Linked DNA regions of Homo sapiens: region 2 is linked to region 1. The links are chromatin contacts, found by Hi-C or POLR2A ChIA-PET in ENCODE. All regions are on one chromosome and are shown on one strand. Each heading gives the region's core, a stretch centred on a gene start or an enhancer-like site at or near the end of the contact. The rest is flanking DNA. Distances are from core to core; before and after follow the strand shown.

Region 1 (5,026 bases), core at 2,507-5,006:
TCTTCTTCCTTTTCTGTGTGAAATTTGAGTAAACTTACTGTTGATTTGCTTCTCATAGAATAGTGTTGACCTTTTCTCGTAGTTGCAGTGACCTATATTTAAGTTAAAGCTTGAGCTGGCTAGTATAAGAAACAAAATTTGCTTTCCATTAGTTATTTAAATATAGTTAATATAAGAAGTAAATTTATGGCCGGGTGCAGTGGCTCACACCTGTAATCCCAGCACTTTGTGAGGCCGAGGCAGGTGGATCATGAGGTCAAGAGACCATCCTGGCCAACATGGTGAAACCCCGTCTCTACTAAAAATACAAAAATTAACTGGGCATGGTGGCACGCGCCTGTAGTCCCAGCTACTCAGGAGGCTGAGGCAGGAGAATTACTTAAACCTGGGAGGCAGAGATTGCAGTGAGCTGAGATCACGCCATTGCACTCCAGCCTGGTGACAGAGTGAGACTGTCTCAAAAACAAAAAAGAAGTAAATTCATTTTCATTTGGGTAATTAAATATTTCATATATACCAACTGATACTTTTTCATTAGGCTTTGCTTATAAACTTTAAATGTTATAATGATATGATTATTTTTAAAAACCTGAACCCCCCCTACTTCCCTGCTGGAAGAAACCATACCTGTAGCAGCACTATGTGGGAGACTTGTCTTGATGGATGAGAATAATTCTTAATTAATCTTTTTTCCTTTATTTGTTATAGGAAGTGCTTTAGATCTTCAAGATTTTTACTTTTGAGGAAAAAATTATAGAACTTTCAGAGACCACCACAATCTTCCTTTCATCCTTAGGAAGAACTTACTTAACTACATATCAATAAAATAGACTCTGGAGCATAGTTTCCAGTTCTGACCTTACATATTGTCACTAACTGGCTTACATTACGTGTCTAGGCTTCAATTTCTTTGTCTCTTTAAAATGGAATAATAGTACCTACCTTACAGAGTAAGGTTTTTAAATGAGAGCATTCACAGCACAGCGCCTGCTCCATAAGTACTCAGTAGAGGTTAATTGCTATTGTTATTGATGTGAATATTGTTTAAAATCTGATTAGAGTCAAAAAGGATTATTAGAGGAAGTGGCCTTAAGACTGGTTCTTCGGAAAGACTATGTGGGCAGAGGTATTCAAAGCAGGGAGAACAGCATGTGCAATGTCAGGGAGTCATCAGAGGTCAGAGAAAGCTTGTCTAAGAAATGAGATGAGGCTACGAAGCTTGCTTGGAGCCAGATTCTGAAGGACCTTGTGTATCTTACATGGGAATGTGTACTTCTTGTTGAAGTGACCAAGAGGGAACTAAATGAGACATTTCAGTAGGAGACTAACAAAATAAGATAATTCTCATTGCAGTTGGAGGATGGACTAAATTATGTTTAATTGTTGTTAAGAATGTGGAAAATGATCTCGTTGTCTGGCAAGTTACACAAGGAATGGAGAAGAGGGTCTAGGCAAGAAAAATATTTCCGATGTAAATAAGATTTGATTACGAATTGGAAATAATCTTTCTTGTTTTTAAAGACTGCAAAGAAATGAGTCTCAACAATATCCCTTTGAAAGTTATGCAGAGATTAACTTTATACCTTTACATTTTTATTAATGTTTTATTCTATTTCATTTTATTTTTAGAGACAGGGTCTCACTCTGTTGCCCAGGCTTGAGTGCAGAGGCATGATCATAGCTCACTTCAGCCTCAAACTCGTGGGCTCAAGTGATCCTCCTACCTCAGCCTTCTGAGTAGCAAGGAACACAGGTGCATGCCACCATAACTGGCTAATTTTTTAATTTTTTGTAGAGACAGGGTCTCACTGTGTTGCCCAGGCTGGTCTTGAACTCCTGCCTCAGCCTCCCAAAGTGCTGGGATTACAGGCCTGAACCAACATGCCCAGCTTATTATTTAATTTTTTAAAAGATCATACCTTTACATGGTTGAAAACCCAAAAATGTATGAAAAGGTAGAATGAAAAAATTATTCTTTTCTTTATCTTTCATCTGCCTAGCTCCTATAAACTGCCCCTTCTTTAGGTAAAATGTCTATTAATTTCTTTGCAACCTTCAGGAAAAATAATTATGCATGTTCTCTTTCAAGAAAAGAATATAAAATTAAATAAGTGTAAGAGATTTTAGAACTCATTTATACTGCATAAATTTTACCAAGACAATCATTTTTGAAAGTTTGAGGCTGCTTAGCAATAATCAATTCATATTAATGTTTATTATGTCAGTAGAATGTGGTTTGTTCTTTTAACAGTAGTATTGATACTGTGATGGAATAATCTATAATTTTATACTGAATTCAAAACATTTAGCAGTGTCTTAGTGGTAAGCTGCTGTGGCTCATATTGTTCCTGTGTTGCCAATGTGGGAAATAAAACAACCTTTTAAATATTGTGTTTGTGCCTCTGTACTTTTTGGAGTCAGAGTCAGTGCAAGTACATACGCAGGAGTAAATAATAATAGATATAGATCTATTTATAGTAACTTGTAAGATCTTAGAAGTAAACTTATGGTACTTAAGAAATTTGCCTGGGTATGGTGGCTCACACCTGTAATCCCAGCACTTTGGGAGCCCAAGGTGGGAGGATCGCTTGAGTCCAGGAGTTCAAGACCAGCCTAAGCAACATGGTGAAACCCTTTCTCTTCAAAACGTACAAAAAAATTAGCTGGGCGTGGTAGTGTGCACCTGTAGTCCCAGCTAATCGGGAGGCTGAGGCAGGAGAATCCTTGAGTCCAGGAGGCTGAGGCTGCTGTCAACTATGATCACACCACTGTACTCTAGCCTGTCTCAAAAAAAAAAAAAAAAAAAAAATTCATTGGTGCTGCTTCTTGTTTGGTGGAAAAAAAAAAATCCAAATATGAGCTTAGTACATCTGTGCCTACAATTTGCAAGAATTTTGGCTGCAGTCTAGGCCAATAATATATCCTCTTTATTTAGAAGGAGTTGACTTTGCTCAAGCAGTTTTAGCATTGTACTATTCACTTAACTATGCATCATCTGTGTGCAGCCTACATTTCTCTTTATCACAAATTGCCTTTACAAACAATTGAGGTTTACTAATTAAATATCGAGTATTCTCATCTAACTTCATTTTCTTCAAGTAGCGTATGTCAGTGAGGTAGGAATTAGGGGCAAGATATATTTGGCTAACTTCAAACCTAAGATGGTGTGCATGTAATAATATATTTTTGAGGTGTTTTTGCACTGTCATCATACTGACTAGAGTCAGATTCTTAGTTGGCACATCCAGGTGCTCCAACTTTGTGTGACCTAGATAGAAAACATATGGAGGTTTGTGTGTATTTTTAGCACATGTTAAGCTTTCGGCCTAAGGGCAAGATTTACAAAAACCTTCAGGAAGTGAAAAGAAAATCTCTGTTTTTGAAAATAACATAGAATTGATGAAACGGTAGAGAAAGCAAACTGAATACTGTATTCTGGATTCCCAGTATTCCCAGTTCTTATTCATCACATTTTATAGTTTAGTTTTTTAGTGATGGGTCCTGTTTTGAAAATGAATCTTAGTTGCCCAATGAGAAGATTTTACTTGTTGGCAGACCGCTATTATTTATTGCTAGCCCAAGTGTAACTAGTTTAGAAAATGCTCTTAAATTAGCCCCTCGATCTGATGCAATAAAAATTGCCTAGTGTGAAATAATGCTCCCAGACTCCTAGCATGTTTACTTTAAAGTGAAATCACATTGCATAGTTCTCATGTTTCACAGCTTTTTCTAGGACCGATTTCCTGAAGTGATCTTTTTACGGTTGTGTATACTAACTATTCAGCAGGTCAGGCAGTGAAATAGCATCCTTGCATTAATCAGCAGCTAAGATTTATATCTGTATCTAAGGCATCTAATATAAACTAAAATAAACAAGATGATGTTTACATTAGTAACACTGCAGGCTTTTTAGCTATATTCAGTGCAGGAATTTTAAAACATTAGTTTTTTGAAATATTTCCTTGAATGCTTTATTTTAAAAATGTCAATATCAGAGAGTTAGCATTCCTTTAAAGAGGTACACTTTTTGTGAATAAGTTTGGTGTTTTTTTTTTTTTCTTTTTAGGGAGGGGGTCTTGCTCTGTCACCCAAGCTGGAGTGCAGGGTGAGCCACTCCCACCTCAGCCTCCTGAGTAGCTGGGACTACAGGCATGTGCCACCATGCCCAGCTAATTTTTTATTTTTTTTTTATAGAAACAGGGTCACACTATGTTGCCCAGTCTGGTATTGAACTCCGGACCTCAAGTGATCCTCCCACCTTAGCCTTGTGAATAAGTTTTTATGGTTCAGCTATTCTTTGTCATAAGGAACTTCTGATGTGGAAAGTATGAAGCAGGGGACATTTCATTTCCTGTAATTGCAGATTATTCAGAACCTTATTTACTTCCTTTAATTTTGAACATTGTTCCTTAAATTATTAGCTGTTGGCTGGCTTAAAACTAGAGCCATAATAGCAGAAGCCAGTAGTTTGCCTTTCCAGAGTGCATGTGCACGCAAAGATTACAGTCTGGCAGTTCTTCAAAAAACATGGAGCTACCATGTGGCCCAGCAGTTCCACTCATAGATCTATACCCAAGAGAAATGAAAACATATGCCAACATAAAAACATGAACATGCATGTTTATGGCAGCATCAGTTATAATAGCCAAAAAGTAGAAACAACTCAAATGCTCATTAACTCATAAAAGGATAATTCAAATGTATTATCTACAATGGAATATTATTCAGCCATTTAAAAGGAATGAAGTACTGATATAAATAAACTTGAAAAGGTTATGCTAAGTGAAAGAATCCAATCAAAGACCATATATTGTATGATTCCATTTATATGAAACATCCTAAGTGGGCAAATTTTATATAGAGAGAAGATAGATTAGTGATTGAAAAGGGATAGGAGTCACTGATGATGGATATAGGTTTTCTTTTTGGACTGATAAAATTGTTCAAAGATTAAATCATGCTGTTGGTTGCACAGCTCTGTGAATAATAAAAACCATTGAATTATAAATCTAAAGTGGGTGAATTG
Region 2 (4,758 bases), core at 1-2,500, 38 kb after region 1:
ACAAACCCTATTGTGAACTGTGTATGCGAGGGATCGAGGTTGTGCACTTCTTGTGGAACAATTTCCTGAAACCATCCCCACCCGCCAACTGGAAAAACTCTTCCACAAAACCGGTCCCTGGTGCCAAAAAGCTTGGGGACTGCTGCTGATTCTATATATAGAGGTATTATAGATTGGCCAGACTTTAAGATACTTATTTCTTAAAATAGTAAATTATTTCCAAATAGTAGAATATTATCTGTAAGTTTTATTATGTATTTGCAAGAAGAACACTATTAAAAAAAAAAAGAACACTCTATTAAGTTTCACATCATAGACTGACTGTGGTAAACTCTATCATGGATTCTTACCATAACATTTTCTTGGGTACATATTGAGGAAAGACTTTATAAATGAGATATTTTGCAGTGAAGTTCTTTTTTAAAAACATTTCATAAATAATCCCCTCAGAAGGGGTTTAAACTAATGCTACCTTTATATTACATACTTGTCTAAAAAGTATTGTAATATAATTCTAAGTCCTGATCTCATCAAGAGGAGTAGAAGGGAAGGAAAGTGAAAGATGGGAATCTTTGAATAAGCGGAAATTTTCATTTTTGTGACAGTATTCACCACAAAAGAGAAATGTAAGAGTGGGTTAAAAGAAAAGGATTAAGGAAGGTTATAAACTTTAAAATATAAGATAGTAGCAGGAAAACAATAGTGTTTCCATCTATATATCTTGTTCTAGATATCCCTCAAGATTGGTATTATTTAAAAAACAAACCTGAACTCTAATGAAGTTTTTCTCCCTTTTTAAAAATGAGCCATTTTTGTTTACAGTTGGTAGTGTGCCTGCTGTATTCTGAAGGTCGGACTTCCTTAACAGGAAAGTCTGCTTGTTAAACCTTCTGAAGAATGTATTCAGTAATGTTCTGTGAATCCTTTAGGAACTTTGTCATGTGGAAATTCCCAGCCTATTGTGCGGGTAGCTTAACATTGATAGTTTCTAGAGACTTCAAGGGAATATTTTCTTGTGAAAGAGTTAGTATGAACTTAAAGGTTGAGGGAGCTGTGGGTTGGAAGAACCATGTGGGGAGAAATAAGAGTTCAGAAATAACAGGAATAAAGTAAATTGGGACTGGTTTTAAATATTTTTTTGCTAATACTTTACCTTTCAGTATGTTAAGGTAATAGTGGTATAAGTGTTAAGAAAAATGGGCTAGGAAAAAAAAAGAGAGAACTTAAACCACGGGGATGCTTCCATTTAAGGTCAATAAGATGAATCAGAGAGAAAGGAAAGTGAAAGGAGAACCAAGAGAGGGGTGGATGTAAAAGTCAAGGAAGGAAGTAAATTTAAGAATAAGTAGTATCATGTTCTGTATAGGGTAATAATTGCTAGAAGACTATCAGATATGGCTACTAGATGACATTGGTAACCTTGAAGAGAATCGTAATGGCAAAGTACAATTGTCCTTGTATATACTCAGTGGATTGGTTCCAGCACCACCTGTGGATACTAAAATCCAGGCATGCTTAAGTCCTGCAGTCAGCCCTCCAGAACCCACATATATGAAAAGTTGGCCCTCCGTATATATGGATTTCGCATCCCATGGTACTGTATTTTCTATCACAGTTGGGGTCGGAAAAACATCCATGTATAAGTGGACCCACACAGTTAAAACCAGTGTTGTTCAAGGGTCTGCTGTGGTAGGAATAGACGACATTTGCCAGTAGTTAAAGAGTGTAGTAGTGGAAAAGTAGGCAGCAAGTCGTATGATAGTGAATAGTGAAAGGAAGGAAAGAGTATGTTAAACATGTCTGTGTTGAACTGGTGGAAGACTGACAATAAAAAATTGCAGAGGAGGCCAGGCTTACTGGCTCATGCCTGTAATCCCAGCACTTTGGGAGGCTGAGGTGAGTGAATCACCTGAGATCAGGAGTTTGAGACTAGCCTGGCCAACATGGTGAAGTCCCGTCTCTACCAAAAATACAAAATTTAGCCAGGTGTGGTGGTGCGCACCTGTAATCCCAGCTACTCAGGAGGCTGAGTGAGGCAGGAGAACTGCTTGAACCCAGGAGGTGGAAGTTGGAGTGAGCTGAGGACGCACACTGCACTCCAGCCTGGGCGATAGAGCTAGACTCTGTCTCAAAAAAAAAAAAAAAAAAAAAAAAATTGCAGGGGAAATGTTCCCCAAAAGGCAAGAGGGAAGATAGGATATGAATTTAAGGTTTAGAAAGAAGAAACTGAATCAAGAGCAGAAAACAGAAAAGGGGAAAAATGAAAATAATATTTTTACGTAAACTTTAAAAAAAAATTTCTTAATCATTAGAACCTGTGAAATTTTAGGGGAACTTGAGAGAAGTCATGTTGATATATGTGGTGAAAGAGTAGAAGTTACCTGCTGAGAGTGGAGGGGTTGTGGGAAGGAGTTGGTAATTTTAGTACAGTAACAAAGATCTGAAAATAAGAGCTGTAGGTACTATAAGAGAAGGTTAATTAGAGAGGAATAAGAAGATTTCCAGGTGTCACTGAGGGATCTTAAGAGTTAACATTTGTATTGGATCCAGCCAGGACAGTTTTATGACTCAACGATGCTCAGTAGAATTTGTCCAAGGGTAAATCAAAACACCAATTCCTCACCCTGTCCTAGAGGGTGATCTGGCCTCTGCCTAATTTCCTTTTCTTGTTCCTCTTTTTTTTAACAACTATGATGCACCCACACTGAACATTTAGTTCTTTCTCTTCTGTCTGCGTGAGATGCTTTTCTTTGCCCATGATCTTTCCATTAAGGTTTCTTATTTATTAATTTTTATTTATTTATTTTGAGACAAGGTCTTGCTCAAAAGCTGGAGGGCAGTGGCATGATCACAGCTCACTGCAGTCTTGACCTTCAGGCTCAAGTGATCCTCCTGCCTCGGCCTCCCATGTAGCTGGGACTACAGGCATGCCCCACCGTGCCCACTTTTTTTTTTTTTTTTTTTTTTGTGGAGACTGGGTCTCACTGTGTTGCCCAGGCTGGTCTCGAACTCCTGGCCTCAAGCAGTTCTCCTGCCTTGTCTCCCAAAGTGTTGAGATTACAGGCCTGAGCCACTGCACCCAGCCTGGTTCCTTATTTAAATTCAAGCTTAAAGTCATCTCCTCAAGTAATCTTTTTCCAACTCTACAATCACTCTATCATGTGGCCCAGTTTAATTTTACGCATTATTTATTGACTAAAATGTTCTGTCTTTTGTCTGTTTTCTGTTTCTCTGCACTAGAATGTAAATTGCACAAGAGCAAGTCTTGTTTTTTGGTTCACCACTACATCCCGAGAGCTGACAACATAGTTGATACTTAATAAATATTTGTTGAGTGAATTCATAAAATGAAAATAATCAAGATTCTGTCTTCCTTTTTGCCAGGATAACATGTTTTCAGCTTCAGGGTATATCATGGTAAAATGTGTGACTTTCCCTTTGGACAGGGAGAAGCAGTGCGTCTATCCAGACAATTACCCATGTACTTATCAAAAGAGGACATCCAAGACATTATCTACAGAATGAAGCACCAGTTTGGAAATGAAATTAAAGAGTGTGTTCATGGTCGCCCATTTTTTCATCATTTAACCTATCTTCCAGAAACTACATGATTAAATATGTTTAAGAAGATTAGTTACCATTGAAATTGGTTCTGTCATAAAACAGCATGAGTCTGGTTTTAAATTATCTTTGTATTATGTGTCACATGGTTATTTTTTAAATGAGGATTCACTGACTTGTTTTTATATTGAAAAAAGTTCCACGTATTGTAGAAAACGTAAATAAACTAATATAGACTATTCATTTGATTCTCAAGAACCAACCATCATCATAATTATGAGTTGTAGGCTCAAAATTGGAAAATAGGTAGTATTTTTGGGTGGTTATTTACTAGGTCCTCTGTGCAGGGAGAAATCAAACATCACACATACTGGCATATCTGACAAACAGTGTCAATATTTTTTAAAGTACAATGGAGAGTCAGAGTGGGAGAAAATGAGAAAACGAAGTTTAGAGGAAGAAGAAAACCAGAAATCCTTCCTTTAACTTCAATTTAGGGGGTAACAGATTAGATGTTGCTGTCTCTTTATTATATGGTAATTATTGGATTTGGGGGTCAACTTTTGTTGGAATACATGGGAAGACCTAGATTTTTAACAGAAAACTTAGGGGAATTTTTTTTTTTTTAAGACTCTCGCTCTTGTCACCCAGGCTGGAGTGCAATGGCACAGTCTTGGCTCACTGCAACCTCCACTTCCCAGGTTCAAGCGATTCTCTTGCCTCAGCCTCCCGTAACTGGGATTACAGCCGTCCACCCCACACCTGGCTAATTTTTGTATTTTTAGTAGAGATGGGGTTTCACCATGTTGGCCAGGCTGGTCTCGAACTCCTGACCTCAGGTGATCCATCCACCTCAGCCTCCCAAAGTGCTGGGATTACAGGTATGAGCCGCCACACCGGGCCATTAGGTGAAAATTATCTATTGTACATATGCCCTTTCAAAAACCAGGTCCCACAGTGCACCAAAATACCTTTATAAAAAGTTGAAACATGATTTTTAATGAACATATTTGTTGTGTAAAATAAGACATGTTATTCTGGATACGATGTCCCCACACTCACACCATCTCCCATAACTCTCAAAGATCATCTTTAAATTCCTAAGATCCTTGTGTTAAGTACAAATTGTGAAACCTGGATTCTGCCTTTTCTTCTGCCAATATCATCCTATTTTGCATGACCCAAAATACTGCTTCC

Evidence for each region. A loop is a pair of places that touch in the nucleus more often than their neighbours do. ChIA-PET counts read pairs that join two places held with the same protein, here RNA polymerase II (POLR2A). Pooled maps may share reads with other maps.
Region 2: a pooled map shows a loop between it and region 1 (2.1-fold over the local background). The contact joins two enhancer-like sites. A Hi-C loop is called at or near these places in 1 of 50 pooled maps. POLR2A ChIA-PET finds 5 or more read pairs at or near these places in 5 of 52 experiments (GM12878, T-cell, WTC11 and 2 more).

The regions. Positions count from the first base shown.
Region 1 is chr2:189,833,120-189,838,145 of GRCh38, forward strand. The region is part of intron 5 of PMS1 (PMS1 homolog 1, mismatch repair system component); the gene reads left to right. Among named protein-coding and RNA genes, the nearest start is that of PMS1, 51 kb to the left of the region's middle. Within about 2 kb of position 3,757, at least 4 of the 41 ENCODE cell types and tissues checked have a DNase peak (open chromatin) inside an H3K27ac peak, as active enhancers do.
Region 2 is chr2:189,873,826-189,878,583 of GRCh38, forward strand. It overlaps PMS1 (PMS1 homolog 1, mismatch repair system component), which reads left to right. Exons shown (of 13, transcript NM_000534.5): 13 at 3,447-3,804. The coding sequence ends at 3,611. Among named protein-coding and RNA genes, the nearest start is that of PMS1, 92 kb to the left of the region's middle. Within about 2 kb of position 1,251, at least 2 of the 41 ENCODE cell types and tissues checked have a DNase peak (open chromatin) inside an H3K27ac peak, as active enhancers do.